Linked DNA regions of Homo sapiens: region 1 is linked to region 2. Evidence: read pairs that join two places in POLR2A ChIA-PET (ENCODE). Cell type or tissue: PC-9. All regions are shown on one strand. Links, peaks and the distances in the headings refer to the core of each region. The heading gives the core; the rest is flanking DNA. Region 1 has its middle 12 kb from the start of PUM2. Region 2 overlaps LOC105373465 (a long non-coding RNA gene).

Evidence for each region. Peaks named below come from ENCODE experiments on the same cell type or tissue, not always from the same donor. Only the 100,000 strongest peaks of a DNase experiment are listed, where the experiment ranks them.
Region 1: POLR2A ChIA-PET joins it to region 2 with 6 read pairs; 9 of 35 experiments call an interaction of 5 or more read pairs at or near these places.

The regions. Positions count from the first base shown.
Region 1 is chr2:20,361,372-20,364,281 of GRCh38, reverse strand. No RefSeq gene overlaps it. Among named protein-coding and RNA genes, the nearest start is that of PUM2, 12 kb to the right of the region's middle. In PC-9, for the core only: no CTCF peak of the experiment used is centred there; a DNase peak (open chromatin) is centred at 1,371.
Region 2 is chr2:20,409,996-20,412,905 of GRCh38, reverse strand. All of the region lies in intron 4 of LOC105373465 (a long non-coding RNA gene), which reads left to right. Among named protein-coding and RNA genes, the nearest start is that of RHOB, 36 kb to the left of the region's middle. RefSeq lists an enhancer at 1,124-1,418. In PC-9, for the core only: a CTCF peak has its summit at 1,324; a DNase peak (open chromatin) is centred at 1,265.

The DNA.
Region 1 (2,910 bases), core at 168-2,667, 49 kb after region 2:
GCCTCCCAAAGTGCTGAGATTACAGGCATAAGCCACCGGGCCTGGCCCATGCTCTGCAATGTTTACTATTTTTTTCTTTTTTGAGACGGAGTCTTGCTCTGTCTCCCAAGCTGGAGTGCAGTAGCATGATCTCCACTCACTGCAACCTCCGCCTCCCAGGTTCAAGCAATTCTCCTGCCTCGGCCTCCCAAGTAGCTGAGATTACAGGTACATGCCACCACACCAGGCTAATTTTTGTATTTTTAGTAGAGACAGGGTTTCGCCATGTTGGCCAGGCTGGTTTCAAACTCCTGACCTCAGGTGATCCGCCCACCTTGGCCTCTCAAGCTGGGATTACAAGCGTGAGCCACGCGCCTGGCCTGCATTGTTTACTTCTTGCCTCAAACTATTTGTTCCTATTCATGGTCAAGAATTCTTAATTTTTGCTTACATCCATATTTCAAAGAGTATTTGTTTTTGTCTAATGTCTGTAAAATGCTGAATGTCAGCTCAAGTTTCAGCCAGCCACATGATGGGATAGTTCTGCTTTCCCTGCCATGCTGTATTTGTCTCTGGGATCAGCCTTCCTTGTGAGCTTCAACAACAGGATGGATATCTTAAACCCCTCTAAGAAGTCATTCTCACACACTGCACACGGCAGACTGTGAACACTGAGGCAGAGCCTGTGGCACAACCAAGAAGTTTGCAATAAGATTTTGTATATATTCTTTCCGTTACAATGCATCCCTGGATTAGTGACAAAATAAGAAAGCACAAAATGCTTTCAAAATATCCATTCTTGGCAGTCTATTTTAATTAATTTTTTTCTCATTTTCTCATCCCACGGCACAATGTTGACATTCTTGGCAGTCTATAAAGTAGAAGATACCAGTAGATTTTCCTTGATATCATAAACAAATGGTGAATTACTTGTGTTTATTTTATTTTATTTTTTATTTTTTCCATGTTGCCCAGGTTGGTCTCAAACCCCTGGGCTTAAGCGATCCTCCTACCTCGGCCTCCTAAAGTGCTGGAATTACAGGCATGAGCCACCCCCGGGGTATGCAGGTCAGGCCTGGGCATTATGGAAGTATGGCATGCCTGGAATAGTACAGGGCTACTTGGTCCAGTTTTGCCCTTGCTGAAGTCAGAGACATTGGACAAAGTCATAGATCTCCTGGTCTCTAAGATCCACTTTTCTTTTTCTTGAGGCCTATATTTTTATTTTAAGTTTTTAGAGATGGGCCTTTGCTATGTTGCCCAGGCTGGCCCCAAACTTCTGGGCTCAAGAGATCCTCCCACCTCTGCCTCCTGAGTAGCTGGGGCTACAGGTGCATGCCACCACACCCAGCTACTTCTTCGCATAATTTGACTCCCTGACTCACCTTCTCACAGGCTCAGAATCACCCCCGTGGTATGCAGGTCAGGCCTGGGCATTATGGAAGTGTGGCATGCCTGGAATAGTACAGGGCTTCTTGGTCCAGTTTTGCCCTTGCTGAAGTCAGAGACATTGGACAAAGTCACAGATCTCCTGGTCTCTAAGATCCACTTTTCTTTTTCTTTTTCTTTTCTTTTTTTTTTTTTTTTTTTGAGATGGAGTCTTGCTCCGTCACCCAGGCTGGAGTGCAGTAGCATGATCTCGGCTCACTGCAACCTCTGCCTCCTGAGTTAGAGTGATTCTCCTGCCTCAGCCTCCTGAGTAGCTGGGATTACAGGTGCTCGCCACCATGCCTGGCTAATTTTTGTATTTTTAGTAGAGACAGTGTTTTGCCATGTTGGCCAGGCTGGTCTTGAACTCCTGACCTCAGGTGATCCACCCACCTCAGCCTCCCAAAGTGCTGGGATTACAGACGTGAACCACTGTGACTGGTCTACTTTTCTTATTTTGAGCCAAGGAAAGCCCTCCTATTATGTCCAAGTGTGAGGAGTAGCCAAGATTTTTTCCCTGGGAAACCAAAACAGGCTGGGAGAACTCTATCCTATCTAGGCATGTTCATGTTTAGGAAAATGCCTCTGGCTCTCCCTCTGATAATCAGTTGGCTCCATCTTCAGGGGCTGGTAAGGTTTGGTTCTGTGTCCCCATCCAAATCTCATGTTGAATTGTAATCCCCACGTGTCAGGGGAGGGACCTGGTGGGAAGTAATTGGATCACAGGGGCGGTTTCCCTTATGCTGTTCTCATGACAATGACTGAGTTCTCACGAGATCTGATGGTTTAAAAGTGTGTGTCTGTTCCCCCTTGCTCTTTCTCTCTCCTGCTCCACCATGGTAAGACGTGCTTGCTTCCCTTTCACCTTCCACCAGGATTGTGAGTTTCCTGAGGCCTTCCACTCATGCTTCCTGTACAGCCTGTGGACTGTGAGTCAATTAAACTGTGAGTCAATTAAACCTCTTTTCTTCATAAATTACCTAGTCTCGGGTAGTTCCTTTTTTTTTTTTTTTTTTTTTTTTTTTTTGAGACAGGGTCTCACTCTGTTTCCCAGGCCGGAGTGCGGTGGCACAATCTCGGCTCACTGCAACCTCCACCTCCTGGGTTCAAACAGTTGTCCTGCCTCAGCCTCCCAAATAGCTGGGATTACAGGGTGTGCCACCAAGCCTAACTAACTTTTCTATTTTTAGTAGAGACAGGGTTTTACCATGTTGGCCAGGCTGGTCTCGAACTCCTGACCTCAAGTGATCTGCATCTCCCTTGACCTGCCAAAGTGCTCGGATTACAGGCCTGAGCCACCATGTCCTGCCTCATGTAGTTCTTTATAGCAGTGTGAGAACAAATATAGGCGCCAACAGGTTAAGATTATAAGAGCACTGGCCTCGTGCACAAACATTTAGAGAATTCAAGACATCACAATTTTTCTAAACTACAATTATTCCCAGAACCCAAAACATACTGAAATCCAGATCCCTATTGTTTTATTGCCTTTCATGCAAGAAC
Region 2 (2,910 bases), core at 162-2,661:
TTTAATACTCCACTGACAGCACTAGACAGGTCATCAAGACAGAAAGTCAACAAAGAAACAATGGACTTATACTATACCCTACAACAAATGGACTTAACAGACATTTGCAGAACATTCTACCCAACAACTGCAGAATATACATTCTATTCATCAGCACATGGAACATTCTCCAAAGCTAAAAGCATGTATATATTCTTCTCAGAAAGAGAAATAATCTTAGAGTTTCCTGACTCTTCTGCACCAGAATTGTTATGCTCTCTATGGGCAGAAATTGATAAGATTAAAAATCAGGACTGTAATGCCCCTGATGTTTCTAAAATACCTGTATGTTTATGGGCCTCTTCCTCAACTGATACAGGAAGGATTGAAAATGTGGAACCTACAAAAATCCAAAAGATTATTCTAAACCTTTGCCTAAATTACTCCAATAGTCACTAAAACCCAAAGCATTTCAAGGGCTCTCACCAATTGTGGAAGATTTAATTAAACAAGGACTTAGACAATTGTATGTACCAGTGCTGGTAATTCTACGATCCTACCAGCTGAAAAACCAGAGTCCAGAGCAAGATGGCCGACTAATATACCCTAGCACTGGTCCCCTTCGTGAAGACGGCCAGAACAACGAATAAACAACTACATGTTAGTGAAAACAACTGAGAGAGCATGCTGGAGTGCATCAGAGGAGTAACAGAAACCCCAGTGAGCTCAGAAACTTGAGATGGACACATAAAGGATGGAAGGAGGCCAGGTGCGGTGGCTCATGCCTGTAATCCCAGCACTTTGGGAGGCTGATCACGAGCTCAGGAGATCGAGACCATCCTGGCTAACATGGTGAAACCCCGTCCCTACTAAAAATACAAAAAATTAGCCGGGCGTGGTGGCGGGCACCTGTGGTCCCAGCTACTCGGGAGGCTGAGGCAGGAGAATGGCGTGAACCCAGGAGGCGGAGCCTGCAGTGAGCGGAGATCACGCCACTGCACTCCAGCCTGGGCGACAGAGCGAGACTCTGTCTCAAAAAAAAAAAAAAAAAAAAGAATGGAAGGAAATGCCAAGCCTCCACCACTGCATCTCCCAGCTGGGGTCAGCTGAAAACCAGGAGGAACTTCTTTCTATGGTGAGGAGTTAAGCATGAGGATCCCAGCAACCCTCATCACCACCTTTGACACCTACAAACCTCACCACTGGAGTTCCTTGCATTCATCACAGGCACTAAGCCCAGCTCAAGGAGCTGCCTGGAGTTCACATAGCTGTGCTTCCTCCCAGAGAAGGTAGTTGATACTGTGCTCGCCCCCGTGTGGCCCATGCAGCTACTGCACTATGTCATCTTGGAACTGGGACTAAAGCTGGAGTATTATGCTGCAGGCGTAAGTAGTAGCCATGGCTTCCCTTTATCCCTGAGGCTAAGCTGACAATGAACTATCCCTGGCCACTGACCCAACAGCCCCATGCTGAGCTGCAAGCAGCTGTTATACTCTTCCCAAGGAAGCTAAGCAGAAATGCAGCTGTTCCACCTACCCCTCCCTCCAGCCCCTTGGGCCAGAATTGAAGCAGTAACCTTCCTCCTGGGAAAACAGTAGCTGGGCCACATAAAGAAGTCACATCTCCCCAGTGCCTAAGTTAAAGCAGTGTCCCACATCCCAGGAAATGGTGCCCCAGCCCCCTGGAGGGGTCACACACCCCAGTACCTAAGCTGAAGTGATGCCCTGCATCTCAGGGAGACAGTGCCTAGGCTTCCCAGAACAGTTATGCTCCCATCACCCCAGGCTTGAGCTGAAATGACACATAGTCCCCTGGAGAATATGTGCCTTGGTCAAGCTGAACAGCTGCATATCCCAGGGTTGAGCTGATGTGGTACCCTACATCCCAGGGAAACAGATCAGTGGCTGAGCAGAGACACCCTATTCTACAGGCCAAACAACTTTAGTAGCCTGTTTTCCTGCAGTGAGACTAGCTCCTTAGAGCCTGAGCTGCTGAGACAGTCCTTTCCCTGAGGAGTGGAGTCATCTCTGTGTTGTTCCCTGCCCCTCCAGAGCCCAAATGACAGATGTGCTTTACCATTCTGGAGCCCTTGCTGCCGTTGCCCCTGGCCTCACAGAGTCTGGGATACTGCCAAGCCCCACCATCCTAGGGTCTAGAGTCACTACTACATGGTGCTTCGTCCTCTGGAACCTGAGTTGTCACTGAGCTCATTGACTCTGGTTCCTGAATTGCAGCTTTACTCTACTCCCCAGGCCCATACCGCCAGAGCAACTCTTCTTCCCTGGAGTCAGGCCGGTGCTATGCCCTTCCCCCCAGGGGTAGAATCACAGGCATAACTTGCCCGCCTGGACCTGAGCTTCCAGGAAGTTACTGTAAGTCAGATATCCTGACACTATAGGCAATCTACATCCAACTCTGCCTCAGAAAACAAACCTGCACCCCAAGACCTGGGTGCCACAATAGGTTTGTGAGACCCTGAGCCTAGTACCTGACCCTACAGCCACTCAGAGCACATGCACCTAGAACCCAGTGCCTCTGCACCTGCCTGTAGACTATGTCAGACCTGATACTAAGAGTGATCTCCTCAGCTAAGTCTCTCCATTGTGGAGAAAATGAGACTAGGAGGACCCTAAAAGCCCTTGACACCAAGGACATTCACAACCTACACTGCTGCTGCCACAGACTTCTACAGCACAGGCTACTAAGGTACCCACAGCTATTGCTGTCATAGAACGCAGCTGAAGAAACTCCACAGAAGCTAAACCACTGCACCTATCTAGAACTAGAGTCATCACACCTTTCCCAACTGGCACACTAAAACCCAAAACTGCAAGTGAAAGTCCTTCTCTACAAAAGCCACACTAGGAAGTTTGGAAGAGCTGATTTTTCCACCAGATGCACAGACGTCAATGTAAGGACAAAAGAATCATG